Linked DNA regions of Homo sapiens: regions 1 and 2 are each linked to region 3. The links are chromatin contacts, found by Hi-C or POLR2A ChIA-PET in ENCODE. All regions are on one chromosome and are shown on one strand. The core of a region is the stretch at or near the end of the contact, and the rest is flanking DNA. Distances in the headings are between cores, read along the strand shown.

What was found. Hi-C counts contacts between places; a loop is a spot of excess contacts on that map. ChIA-PET counts read pairs that join two places held with the same protein, here RNA polymerase II (POLR2A). Pooled maps may share reads with other maps.
Region 1: a map with no recorded cell type shows a loop between it and region 3 (6-fold over the local background). The contact joins the promoter of PCCA-DT here to the promoter of ARGLU1 in region 3. A Hi-C loop is called at or near these places in 1 of 168 maps with a recorded cell type or tissue (breast epithelium), 1 of 37 single-sample maps with no recorded cell type and 6 of 50 pooled maps. POLR2A ChIA-PET finds 5 or more read pairs at or near these places in 1 of 52 experiments (SK-N-SH).
Region 2: a loop to region 3 is called in a map of CD8-positive, alpha-beta T cell, with 9 times the contacts of the local background. The contact joins the promoter of CLYBL here to the promoter of ARGLU1 in region 3. A Hi-C loop is called at or near these places in 2 of 168 maps with a recorded cell type or tissue (CD8-positive, alpha-beta T cell and naive thymus-derived CD4-positive, alpha-beta T cell), 1 of 37 single-sample maps with no recorded cell type and 9 of 50 pooled maps. POLR2A ChIA-PET finds 5 or more read pairs at or near these places in 1 of 52 experiments (activated T-cell).

Annotation. Positions count from the first base shown.
Region 1 is chr13:100,087,682-100,091,197 of GRCh38, reverse strand. PCCA-DT (PCCA divergent transcript) reads left to right here and starts at 2,255. Exons shown (of 2, transcript NR_132422.1): 1 at 2,255-2,565. PCCA (propionyl-CoA carboxylase subunit alpha) reads right to left here and starts at 2,105. Exons shown (of 24, transcript NM_000282.4): 1 at 1,973-2,105. The coding sequence starts at 2,077. RefSeq lists a silencer at 1,776-1,955 and enhancers at 2,236-2,495, 2,526-2,575.
Region 2 is chr13:99,604,602-99,607,939 of GRCh38, reverse strand. It overlaps CLYBL (citramalyl-CoA lyase), which reads right to left and starts at 1,250. Exons shown (of 9, transcript NM_206808.5): 1 at 1,183-1,250. The coding sequence starts at 1,244. LOC105370332 (a long non-coding RNA gene) reads left to right here and starts at 2,091. Exons shown (of 3, transcript XR_931674.3): 1 at 2,091-2,178. RefSeq lists a silencer at 910-1,469 and enhancers at 1,191-1,485, 1,408-2,387.
Region 3 is chr13:106,566,395-106,569,631 of GRCh38, reverse strand. It overlaps ARGLU1 (arginine and glutamate rich 1), which reads left to right and starts at 1,495. Exons shown (of 4, transcript NM_018011.4): 1 at 1,495-2,059. The coding sequence starts at 1,713. RefSeq lists enhancers at 1,354-1,423, 1,434-1,553, 1,229-2,139 and a silencer at 2,034-2,333.

The DNA of each region.
Region 1 (3,516 bases), core at 1,006-3,505, 6.5 Mb after region 3:
TGTCTTCCCACTGCTCTAAGACAAACACCAAACCTCATAATGTGATCTATAAGAGCCAGATGGTCTGACTCCTGCCAGCTTCCCCAACACCATCTACTCTCTGCATCAGAGCCTCTGTAGGCTTTTTTCAGTTCTTCTAACCTGTCATTCCCTCTGGCCACAGGACCTTTGCATACACTGCTCTCTCACCTATAACATTCATCTCTGTTTGTTAGAAAAGGTCACTTCATCCTTCAAAACTTGTCTCAATTTTCAGTTCCAAAGGAAAACACTCCCTTACCGTAGATAGCATAGTATGATTAAGAGCACAGGTTCTGGAGTTCTAAATCCTGTTTGCCACTTATTGGCACTATAGCTTCGAGCAAGTCACATTAACACTCAGTGCCTCACTTTCATCTTCTGTAAATGGGGGACATACGACTGTTGTGAGATTGAATAAATTAGTTCAAGCAAAGCAACAGAACAGTATCTAGAACACAGAATTCAAAATCTTGGCTTGGTCAAATCCCTCTATTTTATTTTCTTATAGCACCCGGGCATCTCCCCTAATACCATTTTACACTTGTTACAGTCTCCCTACTAGAGTAAAATTTCTAAGAAAGCAGAAACCATATTCATTCCCCAGAAGTGGAAGACAGGAGATATTCAGTAAATATTTGTTGAAAAAAATAGCTACAAGGACGAAGCTGACGCCCAAGGAAGAGACCTGTCCAATATACAAAGCCTCATGCGCCTGACCCCAAAGCCCACACTTTACACCATACTAACTTGCCTCCTATGTAAATGCATAAGTCTTACAGCTGCAATTGAAGTGGCCAACACAGATGAACAGAATGATAAAGATTAAAGAACACTAAACTGTATGGGAACACAGAAAACAGTGAAAGTCCGCACGCTGAATTGGACACAAAACAAACATAGGTGCCACTCACTTCCATGTCGATAAGCTCCAGCTCTCATACTGCCCACCTGGGGCTCGGTTCCCTCCTCTTTAAAGAGTAGGATGGGGCAGGTCGTCTCTAAAGTGTCTTCAACGTCTAAAATTAAATGACTATAAATCAAGTTATGTGGCAATGTTTTAATAATTATTTTTTAAAAGGAAGTTTAACAAGCACACTGAACCAGCTGACAGATGGTTTTCAGGGGACCTTCATTTTAAAGAATGTGTTCAAGTGCCTCAACAAACCTTATAAAGTAGGTTAGGTGGTCTGTGCCCCAGAATTAACGACAGACTCGACATTGACTGGAGACAGAGCTCAGAAGCACACACAAGCACTCCAACCTGTTTGTCAATCTGCCATCATGACAGCCTAGGTATACAGAACAGTCATGAAATGTGTTTAGAACAGTGCCAAAATCAGGCTCACCACTATACCGAAAAGGAAAGTAAGTTCACGGGATGCATTTGGTACACAGTAGACTGGGGTGTCATACAATTAAAACAGGCTTTCAAATGAAACGTAAAATCTATTGGCAGTCCTGACATGGTATAATACTTTAAAAGATAAGACAAACTCACAACCCTAACACTACTTAAGCAACAGTTCACAGTGTCCCTTCAAAAATGCTGGAAAGAGGCAACAGAACACGGAAACTATAAGGACACCTAAAAAGACACCCTGGAAAGCTTAAGACAAAGCCAATGCCGCGGGGCCCTGGAAGCAGACCTCGAGCAATATGCCTGCCCAAAGCCATCAGCCGCCTCGGAGGGCGTGCGGGCACCCAACTGCCTCTGCCCTAGGCCTCTCTGCTCCGCAGGATCCCCGCGAGGAACAGCTGCAACGAGGGATGCCTCCTGAGCCCGCTGCCACGCGAACTCCGGGAGGGAGGAAAGCAAGCGGTGTAGCTGATGCGGAACCGGGGCGCGGGGGCAGCCGGACCCAGCCAGCGCTCTCCCGGCGCCAGCCGCCCAGAGGCGGCACGGCTAGAAGCCCAGTGAAGCCCGGACCCGCGAGGCCCCGTTGCTCCTCACCTTCAGGGTCCGCAGCGCCGCGCTCAGCATCAGCTGCTGCGGCGGCCACCGCCCACGCCGTCCGGCAGCGACCAGCGGTGCTGTCCCGACCCAGAACCCCGCCATTGTTGTCCCCGCAGACCGCCCCTCTGCTGACCTCTCACACAGCCGGAGGGGGTGGAGAAGGGGAGCGCAGGAGCTCCGGCAAATCACGAGCCAGAAACCCGATGCCCCGCCCCCTAACTTGCGGAAAGGGGAGGGTGAGTGGTCGGCCAGATCCGCCGGATCCGGGATCCGGGAGTCGCGCTAGGACCTGGAGGGCTAGTCGGCGGGCTGCGCGTCCGGCCGCTAGCTGAGCTGGAGGCCACCGGCCAGAGCCGACCCCAGGAGTGAGAGAGACAGGGGCGTGCGTGAGTTCCGGCGGCCTGCACCGGGCAAACCCCGTACCTTCCCAGCATCGGCTCAGCAACCCACGTGCATCCAGGCCGGTCAATGTCATTGAGTCACCTCCGCGCCTTGGCCACCCTGGAGTCCCGAGAATCCGAAGTTCCAGACAAATGCCCAAACTACATTCCTGCATGTTCGAAAGCGTAAATTGCAAAGCACAAATCCAGGTAAGGTTTTTAACGACTGTAATAACACATAAAAAGTTCTAGGTCTGGAAATCAGAGATCCGAGCTCAAGTCCTACCTCTGGCACTTAATATGTGTGTGTGAAAGAAATTAGCCACAACTAGAGTCAGTCTTTGTTGCTCGCAAGCAGAAACCCTTGTTAGTACAACTACTGGCCAGGCGCAGTGGCTCACGCCTGTAATCCCAGCACTCTGGGAGGCCGAGGCGGGAGGATAACCTGAGGTCAGGAGTTGGAGACCAGCCTGGACAACATGCCGAAACCCCGTCTCTACTAAAAAATACAAAAATTAGCTGGGCGTGGTGGCGCACTCCTGTAATCCCAGTTACTCGGGAGGAGGCTGAGGCAGGAGAATTGCTTGAACCCTGGAGGTGGAGGTTGCAGTGAGCCGGATCATGCCACTACACTCCAGCCTGGGTGACAGAGCAAACTCCGTTTCGAAAAATAAAATAAAAATTAGTACAACTATTAAGGGCCGGGCCGTGTGCTAGAGCCTCAGATTCCCTCTTACTTGAGAGTTTACAAGAACCTTAATGGAGTATATATTATTTCCATTTGGAGAAACTGAAGCTGTAGCAGGGTAAAGTCACTCAGCGAGTAAAAGGTCAAACTAGGGTTTGAACCCAAATCTGGCTGCCTTGAGGGACTGGGCTCATGTTTTGCTATATTATGGAAATTTTAAAATATATACAAAAGAGATAAAATTGTACTATGATCACCCAGATACCCATTACACCGCGTCAATGAATCAACATTTTGTCAATCTTGTTTCATCTATTCCCCTTTTTATTTTGTGCAGGAATATTTTAAAGCAAATCTAAGACATCAGACCACCTCACCTATAAACACATCAGTATTGGGGGTTCTCCTCTTAACTACTTTGCATCTCCTGCAGAGTCACCTTGAGAGAGTTACAAAGCTAGGAATGGCCTAGA
Region 2 (3,338 bases), core at 1-2,500, 7.0 Mb after region 3:
AAACTCTGTCTCTACTAAAAATACAAAAATTAGCCAGGGGTGGTGGTGCACACCTGTAATGCCAGCCACTCAGGAGGCTGAGGCATGAGAATCGCTTGAACCCAGGAGGTGGAGGTTGCAGTAAGCCGAGATTACACCACTGTACTACAGCCTAGGTGACAGACCGAGACTCTGTCTCAAAAAATAAAAATAAATAAATAAAGAAGTTCCAGACCAGGAGCCATACACTTAGTGTTTGAACCAAACTCTCTCATTACTGGTCATAGGGCTTTGAGAATCCTTAACCTTTCTGACCCTGTTTTTTCATCTTTATAAACATGACACCCAACTTCTTCACATGGTGGTCAAGGGAACCAAATGAGACCATGTATGTGCACGTACCTAGGCGATGGGCAAGTGCTAGACCAGCGGTTCTCAAAGTGTGGTCCAAAGACACCTGAGGGGGTCCCTGAGACCCGTTGAGAGGGTCTGCTTGGTCCTCCCTTTCCCAACTAATATCTGCATCTGCATGAGCCCAGAATTTCTTTCAAATATTTCCTTCAAAACAGCTGATATGAGACTCCAGCTGTCCTTTATTAAACCAAAGAAATTTTCAAAAATATAAAAACCATGAGCCAATCTTCTCACTTTTTTTTTGAGAAGTTATGCATTAAAGTGTTATTTGTATTAAAAGTTAATGGGTTTGTTATTAAGTGAATATTTTTTAAATTTCTGGTTTAATTCCTCATGCACAAAAATCAATAGATATAAGCAAAAGCTTTGGGGGGTCCTCAAATTATTTTTAGACGTGTAAACGGGTCCTGAGACCAAACCGTTTGGGAACCGCTGTGTTAAACGAACCGCAGGTGTTCTTCACCAGGCAAGCCGCCTCTCAAAGACTGGCGCGTTCACGTTTGCCATTTGGGGGAGGCAGGCAGTTTTGTTTCCTGGGGCTGAGTCCAGGTAATTCGACCTAAGGTGTGTACCCATTTTCCGGGTGCAACGAGGGCCCTCCCAAAGGGAGGCGCGGGCGGCAGCGACCTTGGACGAGGTCGAGCCAGCGCGTGGGAGGCGCATGGTGCTTCCGTCCGGCTGGGTTCCCGTGAGGGCTTGGGGAGGCCGCGCCCGGCCCGCGGGGCTGCAACAGGAGCCGACCCGCGGCGAGCCGGGCCGGGAAGGCGGGGAACGGGGACCTGCACTCACAGCCTCAGCAGCGCCGCCGCCGCAGCTCCGCGCGCCGCCCTCCGCAGCAGACGTAGCGCCATCTTCCCGACGCGCGCGCCCCGCCCTTTGCCTTTAGCCACGCCCACCCCACATTCCACGCCCCCACGGCGACACCGACCCCCCCCCCGTCCCAGGCCCCGCCTCGCTCTGTCTTCGCCCCGCCCCGTCCCGCCAGCCACACCCCGCCAGCCACGCCCTCCTTCCTCCCAGCACCCGCTCCGCCCCGCGGCGAGTCCCGAGGTCAACTGCCCTCCCGGCCAGGGCTTAGGACCTTCGTCCCCGCTGTCATGGGGGACAGAGCAGAGGATCTGAATGGTTGGGGCCTCTTTGAGGGGCCTCTCTGGTGACCGAATCCAACTCTCTGAGCTTCTGAGTTTTTGAGGCAACTGTTGACAGACTGCGTTTTCCCAGCCAGAAGAGCCAACATTTCTAGGGATTTCTTCGCAGCTTTTGTTGTTAAAATACCGCCTAATACTTTGTGAGCCCCATCATGTGCATATCTTGGTTAGCAATTAATCTAGAGTGGTCAAAGTGCAGGAAGGCTGCATCCTGGAACACACATGCCTGCAATAGGTCAGAGCAGCTGTTGGCACTCTCTGGGCAGGGAAACTGACAGCAGCTCTTTACTCTGCCCCCTGCAGCCGTTCTGCAGCGGTGAGAACGCCGAGGCGTTAAAACAGGCTGGGCCCTGCCCCTGCCTCTTCTTTCACCTTCCCTGATCCAGCCGGCCTCCACCTGCCGACCTTCACCTACCCGGGCCCATGTTACCCCTTAACCATGTCTTTTCCTTGGCACTCGGCATGTTTCTTTTTCAGCTGTGACTCCGTTCCATTCATGCTCTAGACTTAAACCTGAAACCGTTTCTCAGAACCTTCCAGTGGAAGCTGACTTGTGCTCTTGGATGCAAAAAGTGGCCGTTTAAACAAACAAAAGCCTTTTCAGCCAGAGGGGGTTCCAAGATTTGGAAAAGTCCAGGTGACTGGGAACATGGATGCTAAACTTCTGCTGAGCCTAAGAATTATTGTTATATTCGATACCAACAGGGGAGACTGCTCAACCCCTTGGTGCCCTCCCCCAGCTCCCACGCCTGCTCCACCTCAGGCCTCGCCTGTCTACTCCAATTTGGTCACTTTCTTGTCACCACCTTAGTCCCAGCCAGTGCCCGGTCCAGCCATACTGAAGCCTGAGGCAAAGGCAATTTCAGTAACACCAATCCTGTCTTTAATTAAAATTTTGATATTTTGTTCATAATGGGATTTTTCCATTATCTTGGTTTTTAGTTTAGAATATTACTTTTTTTTTTTTTTTGAGACAGTCTTGCTCTGTCGCCCAGGCTGTAGTGCAGTGGCACGATCTCAGCTCACACACTGTAACCTCCACCTCCTAGGCTTGAGTGATTCTCACCCCTCAGCCTCCTGAGTAGCTGGGACTACAGGCAAGTGCCACCACTTCCAACTAATTGTTTTGTATTTTTAGTAGAGATAGGGTTTCACCATGTTGGCTAGGCTGGTCTCGAACTCGTGGCCTCAAGTGATCCATCCGCGTCAGCCTCCCAAAGTGCTGGGCTTACAGGCATGAGCCACCATGCCAGGCCAATATTACTTATCTTTTTTTTTTTTTTTTTTTCTGAGATGGAGTCTCGCTCTGTCGCCCAGGCTGGAGTGCAGTAATTACTGAGACTTCTCCTTAAATTTTGCATCCCAGGCTGGGGCTGCACTCACCTCACTCAAGTCTGATTCTGGACATCATCATCCTTTACCTGGATTATTTCAAAGCCTCCTTGCTCCCATTCTTCCCTCCTACAATCACCCGTTTGCCATAAAACCTGGCTGACCTTTTAAAAGCATGACGCAGCTCCTAGTTCCAGAGTTGACTTGCTGTGTGACTTTGGTCAAGTTTCTTAAGCTCTCTGTTTCCTCATCTATAAAATGGGGGTATAAATACCTCATCACCTCATAGGCTTGTTATAATGATAGACTGAGTTTACATATACATAGAGAGAGACTGCACACTTAAAATCTAAGCAAGTTCTCAGTAGTGTTAACTATTCCTCATTATTATTGTCATTGCATCGCTTCCCTTCTTAAAACCCTTTAGTGGCTTTAGAATAAAATCCGAGTTCTTCCCCATGACCC
Region 3 (3,237 bases), core at 246-2,745:
AACACAAACTTTCAGACCCTAGAAGTGCCACTAAAAGAGAGCTCAGAGAGCTAGCTTTCCCCTTCTATCATGTGAGGGCACTGTGAGTAGGTGCCTTCTGTGAGTCATCTGTGAATCTCTGGGTCCTCACCAGCGACCAGATTGGCTAGCACCTGGATCCTGGATTTCCAACTTTCAGAACTGTGAGAAATAAATTTGTTGTTCATAAGCTGCCTAGTTTATGATATTTTGTTACAGCAGTCAACACAGACTAATACACTACTCTTCTTTGTTTCCAAGTTTTCTTGATAATTAATTATGTGATCTTCCATATAAAACTTAAAATTAATTAGTTCTAAAACACATATCCCCAAGAGAATTTGGGACTCTCATGAGAATTGCACTAATTTTGTAATTTGACTTGGGAAGAATTGACAGTATTTTTGATACTGACTACTCACCTAAGAATACAGCATGTTTTACATTTACTAGGGCCTTATTACTGCCTTTTCAGTAAAGGTTTATAATAAAGATTGTGTAACTTGTTAAAGTTTATCCCTAAGTATTTTATGGTTTCTGTTGCCATTGTGGAGGAAATATTATTTCATTTTTAATATGTTTTTGCTTATTCAAATAATTCTAATTTTTCTTCTACTTACTTAAGCTTTATTATTGCACTCAATTTTAAAATTGAGGCACCTAGATTTTCAAGGGTTCCTGTCATCTGCAAATATTAACATTGCCTTTTCCTTTTAGGTCTTAACAATGACACAGTTTGTTGTGCCACATAGGGACGAAGCTTTTCGTGGCTAGGGTTGAGGAGGGCTTGCTGGTTATGTGCAAGGGCTTTGCACAATATGATCTAGGTTCACGTCCCTGCTCTGTCACCTACTGGTTGTGTGACCCTTATTTAACCTCTGTGGACCTCAGGGTCCTCATCTCTGAAACGTGGATAATAGTAGTACTTAATTCAGAATTGTAAGAATTAAGCACTTGTTAATACATTAAAGCATTTAGAAGGCACATTAAGCCCTATAGTAAGCATTAGGTTACATTCATCAAAACCTGCTGCCTACTTACCTCCTGCAAGTCTCATAAGCACTTCAGAAAGTGTGGTGTCTCCATTCTACGAATGAGGAAACTAAGTCCAAGGCAGCAAGTGATGAGTGCAGGGTCACTTGGAGATACATTTTAGGGCTGCCCCACAAGACCAGCTCCTAGAAAATAATGCAATCAATCAACTTCTGCGAGGCCGGACTTAAATCCCACTAAAACGTGCTTAATTCATTCAACAGGCGTTGGCATCTTACCAGGGAGGAAAAAAAAAAAAAGAGTACGCCAAGGCGAAAAGGAGAGTCTCCATCTATTGCGTCTCAGGCTTCCGCCAAGACTGGCGGAAAAAAACGAGTCCGCTCCGAAGCGCTCGCCTGCCTTCGGCAAAAATCGTCAGGAGGCGGGGCCCACGCTTCGGCACGTTTCGCGCAGGGCATTGTGGGAAGGGCGGCCGGTGCAGCCGCAGCTGCCATCTTAGGGGCGCCTGGCGCTACGGGTTTCTCGTTGGAGGCGGCCTTCGTGGCAGCTGTAGACGCCGGGAAAAGGCATAAAGTCCGTTGGCCGACACCTTTCTTTCCTCCGGCCTCGGTAGAACCGCCAGCCCGCGTCCGAAGGCGGAGGCGAGGGGAACTGGCCGCGTGAGGGGCCTGAGGCGAGCGGTTAGAGCGTCTCCCGGAAGGATGGGCCGGTCTCGGAGCCGGAGCTCGTCCCGCTCCAAGCACACCAAGAGCAGCAAGCACAACAAGAAGCGCAGCCGGTCCCGGTCGCGATCCCGGGACAAGGAGCGCGTGCGGAAGCGTTCCAAATCTCGGGAAAGTAAACGGAACCGGCGGCGGGAGTCGCGGTCCCGTTCGCGCTCCACCAACACGGCCGTGTCCCGGCGCGAGCGGGACCGGGAGCGCGCCTCGTCCCCGCCCGACCGCATCGACATCTTCGGGCGCACGGTGAGCAAGCGCAGCAGCCTGGACGAGAAGCAGAAGCGAGAGGAGGAGGAGAAGAAAGCGGAGTTCGAGCGGCAGCGAAAAATGTGAGTGCCCGCGCGGGGAGGGACCGGGGCGTGCGGAGAGCAGGGCGCGGGGCGAGGGCGTGGGGCCGGGGCGGGACGGTGCGGGCCGGGAGAATGGCGGGGACGGTCCGGGGCTGGGGACCGGGCGCGGGAACGGGTCGGAGAGGCGGCGGCGGGGCGGGCAGGCTTGGCGTTTGGAAAGCTTGGGGTGGGACAGACCCAGAAGTTGTTCGGGATGGAAAATTCGAGGGCTTGAGCAGAAAGGGTTTAAGAGAAGGCGATTTTGGCGCGAGAGAGGAGTGGTGTCCCGGAAGTAGGGGTGGAGTTCGGAGTGAGGTCGGAGAGCTGCGTTGGCTTGTGAGGCCGGGAGCGAGCCGGCCTGCAGATGTGGAGGGTGGTGAGCGTTTGCTGGTCGGCTTGAGGAGGAGAGAGAAGGGAATTAACCTTTGAGATGCGAATCACAGCTGGCCAGAAGCATTCTATTGAAGCTCAAATTTGGGACAGGACTTAACTAATCTCGGGAATCATACACTTTAGGTGGTCCGCCAGAAAAATGCATTTTCACTTTAGTGTATTCCTGTTGTTAAGGTGTTGGGATTGCTTTTTTCCCCTTGAGCCTACACCCTCACCCCTTCCTTGAGATGTTAAAAAAAAAAAGCATAGACCTTAAGTGTACAGTGCGATGAGTTTTTTGACCTTTGAATTCACCTGTGTAATCACCATCCCAAAGCCTACCGCTTTTTTAACTTGCTTTCTATTCCTGTAGCAAACACGTGCAGTTTTGTTGTTTCCCTTACACTGTGCTTCTTCAGAAGACACTTGAAGGGTTGATTTTATTTTGGCGTTGCTCCCATGAAGGATATTTAGTGAAAACTAGAGTTAGAGTGTGTTTCCGAAAATGTCAGCTCTCAAGTATTTCTGGCTATGAAAGTAGATGTGGATAAATAATCCCAAACTAAAGGAATTTTTGGGTTTTAAAATTTAGGGATTTGTTGTGTGTTTTGCTTTATGATCATCGTACTTTGATGCTCTGGGTATTCAGTTTCCAAAAACCGCATTGAAAAGTAGATTTGAACAGTCCTACTAACTCCCTATTGAACCAGCCGTACTTGGTCAGTTCTTCAGTGAATATTTAGAAAGTGCTCATGAAGCAAGAACGTTACTGAATTTATGATTTTCTCGAGGCGAGTATATGTGTG